Linked DNA regions of Homo sapiens: region 1 is linked to region 2. Evidence: chromatin contacts called from ENCODE Hi-C or POLR2A ChIA-PET data. All regions are on one chromosome and are shown on one strand. Each heading gives the region's core, a stretch centred on a gene start or an enhancer-like site at or near the end of the contact. The rest is flanking DNA. Distances are from core to core; before and after follow the strand shown. Region 1 overlaps ESR1 (estrogen receptor 1). Region 2 overlaps ESR1 (estrogen receptor 1).

Region 1 (5,040 bases), core at 1,242-3,741, 46 kb after region 2:
TTTCCCCCCTTGTTTTCCTGAACGTGAACTGAGCTCTGGGCACTGTTTTAGGCCTAGCAGGGGACAGGATAAAGCCTGCTTCTCTAGGAATTCGCACTGAGGGTGTGAGTGTGTGCACGTGTGTGTTTGGAGGCGGGAGAATAAACACAAATAAATAAAAAGGAGAATTTCAGGCAGTGATAAGAGTGCTGAGAAAAACAGAACGGTGTGAAAGAGGAAGGCTGAGCCTGCAGAGGCTTGAGGCTGCTGCCACTGGGTAGCGGTAGGCCTTTCCGAGGAGGCGGCATTTGAAGACCGGAGGAAGGTTCATCCCAGCAAGTAGGAACAGCAAGTGTAGGTCCCCTAAGTCTTGGGGGAGCTTAGTTCCTTTAAGGGCAGCACAAAAATCAGTGTGGCTCCGGAGAGCACATTAGGGGAGAGAGGCAGGAAGAGCTTGGAGACATGGATGGAAGCTGGACCAGTTGGGCCTTGTTGAACATGGAAAGGCATTTAGATCGTATTCTGAGTTAAATGGGAAGTGACGTGAGAGATTTAACAATGGAGCGTCTTGAACTGCTTTACTCATTTAAAATACCCACTCCTGCTTGGCTGAATATCTCATGTTGTCTTTTTAGAAGCTTTGGCGATCCTATTTGAATGCATTTAGGTCCTATTGGAGGGGAATAGGATCTCATTTGAGGCCACGGAGGTCCATGGAAGTCACCTGCATAGCAAATACCCTGAAAGTGGCTGCAGGGAGAGTGTGAGGGTGGGACCGCCCTGGTAGGAGGTGGAAAATGAAAAACACACGGCCATGAGTTCCAGATTAGGGCTTCTGAAAGCCCTCAGCTTTCCCAGCTCCCATCCTAAAGTGGGTCTTTAAACAGGAAGAAAGAAAGATTGCTAAGTGTCTTTGGAGTTCCTCTTCCTTCCCCTTCTAGGGATTTCAGCACTCCTGGGGCTCGGGTTGGCTCTAAAGTAGTCCTTTCTGTGTCTTCCCACCTACAGTAACAAAGGCATGGAGCATCTGTACAGCATGAAGTGCAAGAACGTGGTGCCCCTCTATGACCTGCTGCTGGAGATGCTGGACGCCCACCGCCTACATGCGCCCACTAGCCGTGGAGGGGCATCCGTGGAGGAGACGGACCAAAGCCACTTGGCCACTGCGGGCTCTACTTCATCGCATTCCTTGCAAAAGTATTACATCACGGGGGAGGCAGAGGGTTTCCCTGCCACGGTCTGAGAGCTCCCTGGCTCCCACACGGTTCAGATAATCCCTGCTGCATTTTACCCTCATCATGCACCACTTTAGCCAAATTCTGTCTCCTGCATACACTCCGGCATGCATCCAACACCAATGGCTTTCTAGATGAGTGGCCATTCATTTGCTTGCTCAGTTCTTAGTGGCACATCTTCTGTCTTCTGTTGGGAACAGCCAAAGGGATTCCAAGGCTAAATCTTTGTAACAGCTCTCTTTCCCCCTTGCTATGTTACTAAGCGTGAGGATTCCCGTAGCTCTTCACAGCTGAACTCAGTCTATGGGTTGGGGCTCAGATAACTCTGTGCATTTAAGCTACTTGTAGAGACCCAGGCCTGGAGAGTAGACATTTTGCCTCTGATAAGCACTTTTTAAATGGCTCTAAGAATAAGCCACAGCAAAGAATTTAAAGTGGCTCCTTTAATTGGTGACTTGGAGAAAGCTAGGTCAAGGGTTTATTATAGCACCCTCTTGTATTCCTATGGCAATGCATCCTTTTATGAAAGTGGTACACCTTAAAGCTTTTATATGACTGTAGCAGAGTATCTGGTGATTGTCAATTCATTCCCCCTATAGGAATACAAGGGGCACACAGGGAAGGCAGATCCCCTAGTTGGCAAGACTATTTTAACTTGATACACTGCAGATTCAGATGTGCTGAAAGCTCTGCCTCTGGCTTTCCGGTCATGGGTTCCAGTTAATTCATGCCTCCCATGGACCTATGGAGAGCAGCAAGTTGATCTTAGTTAAGTCTCCCTATATGAGGGATAAGTTCCTGATTTTTGTTTTTATTTTTGTGTTACAAAAGAAAGCCCTCCCTCCCTGAACTTGCAGTAAGGTCAGCTTCAGGACCTGTTCCAGTGGGCACTGTACTTGGATCTTCCCGGCGTGTGTGTGCCTTACACAGGGGTGAACTGTTCACTGTGGTGATGCATGATGAGGGTAAATGGTAGTTGAAAGGAGCAGGGGCCCTGGTGTTGCATTTAGCCCTGGGGCATGGAGCTGAACAGTACTTGTGCAGGATTGTTGTGGCTACTAGAGAACAAGAGGGAAAGTAGGGCAGAAACTGGATACAGTTCTGAGGCACAGCCAGACTTGCTCAGGGTGGCCCTGCCACAGGCTGCAGCTACCTAGGAACATTCCTTGCAGACCCCGCATTGCCCTTTGGGGGTGCCCTGGGATCCCTGGGGTAGTCCAGCTCTTCTTCATTTCCCAGCGTGGCCCTGGTTGGAAGAAGCAGCTGTCACAGCTGCTGTAGACAGCTGTGTTCCTACAATTGGCCCAGCACCCTGGGGCACGGGAGAAGGGTGGGGACCGTTGCTGTCACTACTCAGGCTGACTGGGGCCTGGTCAGATTACGTATGCCCTTGGTGGTTTAGAGATAATCCAAAATCAGGGTTTGGTTTGGGGAAGAAAATCCTCCCCCTTCCTCCCCCGCCCCGTTCCCTACCGCCTCCACTCCTGCCAGCTCATTTCCTTCAATTTCCTTTGACCTATAGGCTAAAAAAGAAAGGCTCATTCCAGCCACAGGGCAGCCTTCCCTGGGCCTTTGCTTCTCTAGCACAATTATGGGTTACTTCCTTTTTCTTAACAAAAAAGAATGTTTGATTTCCTCTGGGTGACCTTATTGTCTGTAATTGAAACCCTATTGAGAGGTGATGTCTGTGTTAGCCAATGACCCAGGTGAGCTGCTCGGGCTTCTCTTGGTATGTCTTGTTTGGAAAAGTGGATTTCATTCATTTCTGATTGTCCAGTTAAGTGATCACCAAAGGACTGAGAATCTGGGAGGGCAAAAAAAAAAAAAAAGTTTTTATGTGCACTTAAATTTGGGGACAATTTTATGTATCTGTGTTAAGGATATGTTTAAGAACATAATTCTTTTGTTGCTGTTTGTTTAAGAAGCACCTTAGTTTGTTTAAGAAGCACCTTATATAGTATAATATATATTTTTTTGAAATTACATTGCTTGTTTATCAGACAATTGAATGTAGTAATTCTGTTCTGGATTTAATTTGACTGGGTTAACATGCAAAAACCAAGGAAAAATATTTAGTTTTTTTTTTTTTTTTTGTATACTTTTCAAGCTACCTTGTCATGTATACAGTCATTTATGCCTAAAGCCTGGTGATTATTCATTTAAATGAAGATCACATTTCATATCAACTTTTGTATCCACAGTAGACAAAATAGCACTAATCCAGATGCCTATTGTTGGATACTGAATGACAGACAATCTTATGTAGCAAAGATTATGCCTGAAAAGGAAAATTATTCAGGGCAGCTAATTTTGCTTTTACCAAAATATCAGTAGTAATATTTTTGGACAGTAGCTAATGGGTCAGTGGGTTCTTTTTAATGTTTATACTTAGATTTTCTTTTAAAAAAATTAAAATAAAACAAAAAAAAATTTCTAGGACTAGACGATGTAATACCAGCTAAAGCCAAACAATTATACAGTGGAAGGTTTTACATTATTCATCCAATGTGTTTCTATTCATGTTAAGATACTACTACATTTGAAGTGGGCAGAGAACATCAGATGATTGAAATGTTCGCCCAGGGGTCTCCAGCAACTTTGGAAATCTCTTTGTATTTTTACTTGAAGTGCCACTAATGGACAGCAGATATTTTCTGGCTGATGTTGGTATTGGGTGTAGGAACATGATTTAAAAAAAAACTCTTGCCTCTGCTTTCCCCCACTCTGAGGCAAGTTAAAATGTAAAAGATGTGATTTATCTGGGGGGCTCAGGTATGGTGGGGAAGTGGATTCAGGAATCTGGGGAATGGCAAATATATTAAGAAGAGTATTGAAAGTATTTGGAGGAAAATGGTTAATTCTGGGTGTGCACCAGGGTTCAGTAGAGTCCACTTCTGCCCTGGAGACCACAAATCAACTAGCTCCATTTACAGCCATTTCTAAAATGGCAGCTTCAGTTCTAGAGAAGAAAGAACAACATCAGCAGTAAAGTCCATGGAATAGCTAGTGGTCTGTGTTTCTTTTCGCCATTGCCTAGCTTGCCGTAATGATTCTATAATGCCATCATGCAGCAATTATGAGAGGCTAGGTCATCCAAAGAGAAGACCCTATCAATGTAGGTTGCAAAATCTAACCCCTAAGGAAGTGCAGTCTTTGATTTGATTTCCCTAGTAACCTTGCAGATATGTTTAACCAAGCCATAGCCCATGCCTTTTGAGGGCTGAACAAATAAGGGACTTACTGATAATTTACTTTTGATCACATTAAGGTGTTCTCACCTTGAAATCTTATACACTGAAATGGCCATTGATTTAGGCCACTGGCTTAGAGTACTCCTTCCCCTGCATGACACTGATTACAAATACTTTCCTATTCATACTTTCCAATTATGAGATGGACTGTGGGTACTGGGAGTGATCACTAACACCATAGTAATGTCTAATATTCACAGGCAGATCTGCTTGGGGAAGCTAGTTATGTGAAAGGCAAATAGAGTCATACAGTAGCTCAAAAGGCAACCATAATTCTCTTTGGTGCAGGTCTTGGGAGCGTGATCTAGATTACACTGCACCATTCCCAAGTTAATCCCCTGAAAACTTACTCTCAACTGGAGCAAATGAACTTTGGTCCCAAATATCCATCTTTTCAGTAGCGTTAATTATGCTCTGTTTCCAACTGCATTTCCTTTCCAATTGAATTAAAGTGTGGCCTCGTTTTTAGTCATTTAAAATTGTTTTCTAAGTAATTGCTGCCTCTATTATGGCACTTCAATTTTGCACTGTCTTTTGAGATTCAAGAAAAATTTCTATTCTTTTTTTTGCATCCA
Region 2 (4,697 bases), core at 582-3,081:
ACCTCCAAAGGCAGGATGGGGGTGAGGTGGGGTGGGCGGTGGTGATCCAAGCAGACAGCACGGGCAAGTGTTCTGGAAAACTTGCCTTTGTTCACAAGTATCCTGCAGTATAAATTGCAAGGTGGGCAGTAAGAAATGGACTTGAAGAGATTGAACAAGGGCCAGAAACCCAAGGACATTGCTAAGGAGTTTGTGCCTTAGCCCATCCAGGGCCCTAGCAGCCTTGACTGATGCTTCTGAGGTCCTGGAGGCTCCAGGCTCAGGCTACCTTCCCATATTCTCTGAAAATAATATCACATTTGTTTAGTAAAAAAATTGTTTACTAAAAAATTAACCTCTCAGAATTTCTGCATTCACATTTATTTCTTCTCATATCCTCGAGTTAGAAAAAGGTATTTCTCTCCTGTGATGATATTGATTCTGCACTCATCTATTTTCATTACTGTCTCCTTCCCTCCCTCCCTCAGTCCCTCCCTTAGTCTATCTCACTCTACCATCTTTTCCTTTGGACCTTCTGACATTCAACATCTTGGTCGCTCCTATCCAGCCACACCTCTGACCATTCAACCATTTGTCCTCTTGATTGGTTCCACCTTGTCCTATCACGCTGGATATGCTGTTGCTCCCAAATTGCCTCCCTCTGCCAGTTTCTTGCCCCTTCCTCCTTCTGTCTCTCCCTCTCTCTTTCAATCTTTCTCTCCCTCAGTCTCTCTTTCTCTTTCCCTCTCTCTCAATCTTTCTCTTCCTCAGTCTCTCTCCCATTCTCTTTCTCTTTCTCTCAATCTCTCTCTTCCTCTCTCTCTTATCCTCTCTTTCTCTCAATCCCTCTCTCCCTCTTTCTCTCTCTCAATCTGTTTCTCTGTTAATCTCTCTTTCTCTCTCCTTCTTTCTGTCTCTGTCTCTGTCTGCCTCTCTCTCTCTCTCTCTCTTCCCTAGTGAGCTCACTTGCTTTCCCAGTTTCAGTGATTTCTATTCAGATATCTCCAAAATTTGTATTTCCGGATATTTTATGCTTTCATGGAGGCCGTGTAAATTGGTATAACCTTTTTGGAAGGCGTTTTGGCAATACTTAGTAAAAGGTTAAATGTTTACACCCCTTGATTCTGCTATTGTATGTGTAAGGATTTTTTCCTGCATACTTTTGTAAGTGTAGAAAATATATGTATAGGAATAATTGCACATTGTTTGTTGTAGCTGAAAATTACAAATAATATAAATGCCTATAATCAGAGCAGTTAAATACATATGAACACAGTGAAATACCAGGCACTCATTTAAAAGATGAGGTATATTTTAACAAGCCTATTTGAAAAGATACCCAATCTTAGCAAGTGAAAAAAAAACTCATCAAATTGATATATTTAGCGCTGTCCCTCTCTCAAGTTTCAGACCCACATTTTCAATTTTCTGTTGTCATCTTGACTTAGTCTCGTGAAATTTTAAACTAATCATTTTTAAGGGAAGATATTTTCTTCCCTTAAAGATGAAATTCAGACAAACCTCTGAATTTCCCTCTTTCTGCTAATTTCTTGCTTTCTTTTATCATCTTTCCATCCATCCTAACATACAGTTCCAGAGGAGTCTTTAAATCCTTCCTTATTGCCTAACACCGAGGATCATTTGCTGAAATCTTGTTGATTTTTCCCTCAGATCAACAAAGGATTTTCAGAATAGCCCTGATTTCTCTTTATCACCACGGTGCTGTCTCACGTCTTCTCTCCCCCTCCTCCTACCTGCCGTCTCTTCCAGACTCGTCTCTCTCCCCCAATCTCCTTTGCGCACTGATGCCAAATTAGTCACAACAAAAGTGTTTACGTGATCGTGTCACCCACTGGTAAGCTCTTAATGGTCTTCCCTTACACATTATCTCCCATTTCATCTCAGGAGCCTTTTATTAACCACTCTTCACAGTCTGACTCAGCCCTCTTTGCCAGTTTCTCTCTTTACAAATAGCAAAGTCTATGAGCTAGATTACTCAATATTCCCTGAATAGGTCTTCTCTTCTCCCACCTCTTGGCCTTTCCAGTACCATTCAATCTTCCTGGAAATTCCTGAAATTTCTTTCCTCCTCACTCAGTCAATGTTTTGAGACCCACATCAAATGCTACATACTATTTGTTCCTTTACTGATCATGCCAGTTGGAAATGATTCGAATCTGTAAAGCAGGGTGCTATGGAATGACATTTCTTATAGCCCTTTGGTCATTTGGGAGCAATGTCTAACATAATATCCTCCAGGTCCATCCATGTTGTTGCAAGCGACAGGATTTCCTTCTTGTTAAAGGGTGAGTAGCATTCCATTGTACATATATTCCATATTTTATTTTTTTTTGCTCATCTGTTGATGGTCACCCAGGTTGATTCCATATCTTGGCTATTGTGAATAATGCTACAGTGAACTTGGGAGTGCAGATATCTCTTCAACATATTGATTTCATCTCCTTTGGATATATACCCAGTAGTGGGATTATTGGATCAAATGGTAATTATATTTCTAATTTTGGGCAGGGTCCTCTGTAGTAGCTCCATAATGGTTGTAGTAATTTACATATCCAACCAAGCACGCCAGGGTTCACTTTTCCTCATGTCCTCGCCGACAAGCCTGATATTCTTATTTGCCTCTTAGCGCTTCAGCCTTTCCCTCGTGACTTAACGGTGACTCCCTTGAGACTACTTGAAATAATAAGTTTGGATGGCAAGGAAATACCCTTCTGCTGTCACCCTTTGCCATAAGACTGAGTTACTTTGTAAACAAAGAAGATTTACTTGGTCTTCCATGCCCAAGACCCTTTTACTTTTCATCGCTTAATATTTCATGGCCAAAAACTGTTGGTTCTTCCAATCTTGTAAGGCCATTTATCTTTGATCTTGCTCCATTCCCTTCCATTTTTGCTTGAGAATCATTCAGTTCTTGCCTGATCTCACGTCTTTCTCGCAACACCTTACTAATGACTGCCAGAGTGTCCACTACACACTATCGGTCTCATTTGACCACTTCCCCAGGCATGTAGCCTACCTGCCAAGTTCTTTCACAGCAGATATTTTGCAGTGTTGTAAGAGGGCTCCCTAGCTTGCTATGTTTTCTTACTACCTGGCATTAGGAAGTAAACATTTTTCATGGCAGTATTCACTTCTAGTACCAATTTCTTTTTTAATCTACATGGGCTAACTGCTGTATCAAACAGCCATCAAATCCCAATGTTAATTGCAACTTACAGTACGTTGTGATGTTTCTGTCTGTATACTCATTCAGACACACAGAGTTTAAGTAATTTGTTCAAGATCACAAAGTTAGTAAATGGTGGCATCAAGATTTGAACCCAGGCAGCTGGACTCAAGAGTCTAAACAACTTTCATTTTAAAATTTTCATCTTTCAAGATATATCACTTACAATTTCCATCTTCATCACTTTCTTCCATACTTCAGAGCTGCATATGTAAACCTCTTGATCATATAAATATTTATGGAGTCTCAGCATTTTGAGCACATGCTGAGAGATTTTGTAGCATTGAAGATAAAGAAGCTCTTTCAATACATCTAATCTTGCCACTATTGATTTTGAACAGCATCTTAATTTGTTACCTTTTTAAAACCATATTGTACTTTTCTTCAGGACAGCTAAATTAAATGTCTTATGTTGATCCCCTGGGTTTTCTCAGTTTCCATTTATCAGTTTCCTTTTATATAAAGAGATGCTAATGGGTAACCTTACATTTTGTAAGGCATATTTTTGAAGATATACAAGTGAAGGTTTGATCTGTACACCCTCGTTAGAGCTCTTTATTTTACATGTGGAGGAAGAGATGCCTTAGGGCTTCTGAAAAACAGGCTTTTATTTTTATAGAGGAGAAACTTCCAGAACATGCCATGAGCAAATGCTCTGTCAAGTCTGGTTCTTTCCCCCATTACTTAAGTGCAAATGGACCACATTTGAAGAAGATAAGTAGCAGAACAAGGCTCCCCACAAGGGGATTTTGAGGTGCTCTGAAAACCAGACTGACATAATCCATGGAGGAGTTCATCACTGCAGGCTGTCACGTCTCACAGTGGGAGTCATAGGCTGGTCTGCTTGATAAACTACTCCTGATCTATGACTGGAGCTGTGTGCTTCCTTTAAAAATAAATCTTGTTTTTCCATGCCCCACGTGCTTCTCAGCCTCAGGAGCACCTCATGGATTTAGACTAATCTTGTCTTTTACAGTCATGTTACTTCCAGATTCCTAGGAATCACCCCATTTCTGATGCCGTTGATCCATCCATACCCACTGAAATTGAGCTAAATGCTCTAGTCTGATTTGCCCCTTGAAGTTAGTATAGAATATTTTGGCTAGACTTTGAAAATGAAGCCCTGACCACAATGCATAATGACCTCAGTAGACACTGAAGAGTTCCTTTGCATCAGGCAAGTGACAAGTATCTATCTCATCTTCAAAGTCCACATAGATATGTGCCAGATTGTAGGTTGACAAATCACTTTTTCACTAGCTCACGTGGCAAGCCTTTTCACCTTGTAATAATGCTAGTGAGAGACCCATAGGTACCACATAATTGGCCAGTCATTGAGATTCAAGCAACATTTGGATAATTTAGCAAAACTATCATCAGAATCATCAAAGTACATAATTTTTATTTATTATGCAAATAGTGGATTCACTAAAGTGCTTAGACCAATTAAGTTGCTCCCATTGAAAAACAG

Evidence for each region. Hi-C counts contacts between places; a loop is a spot of excess contacts on that map. ChIA-PET counts read pairs that join two places held with the same protein, here RNA polymerase II (POLR2A).
Region 1: a map of PC-9 shows a loop between it and region 2 (2.7-fold over the local background). The contact joins two enhancer-like sites. A Hi-C loop is called at or near these places in 2 of 168 maps with a recorded cell type or tissue (Caco-2 and PC-9). POLR2A ChIA-PET finds 5 or more read pairs at or near these places in 1 of 52 experiments (K562).

The regions. Positions count from the first base shown.
Region 1 is chr6:152,097,745-152,102,784 of GRCh38, forward strand. It overlaps ESR1 (estrogen receptor 1), which reads left to right. Exons shown (of 8, transcript NM_000125.4): 8 at 988-5,040. The coding sequence ends at 1,222. Among named protein-coding and RNA genes, the nearest start is that of SYNE1-AS1, 280 kb to the right of the region's middle. RefSeq lists an enhancer at 856-1,357. Within about 2 kb of position 2,492, at least 16 of the 41 ENCODE cell types and tissues checked have a DNase peak (open chromatin) inside an H3K27ac peak, as active enhancers do; they include PC-9, where a contact is called at or near this core.
Region 2 is chr6:152,052,745-152,057,441 of GRCh38, forward strand. All of the region lies in intron 5 of ESR1 (estrogen receptor 1), which reads left to right. Among named protein-coding and RNA genes, the nearest start is that of ESR1, 250 kb to the left of the region's middle. RefSeq lists an enhancer at 1,334-2,533. Within about 2 kb of position 1,832, at least 3 of the 41 ENCODE cell types and tissues checked have a DNase peak (open chromatin) inside an H3K27ac peak, as active enhancers do; they include PC-9, where a contact is called at or near this core.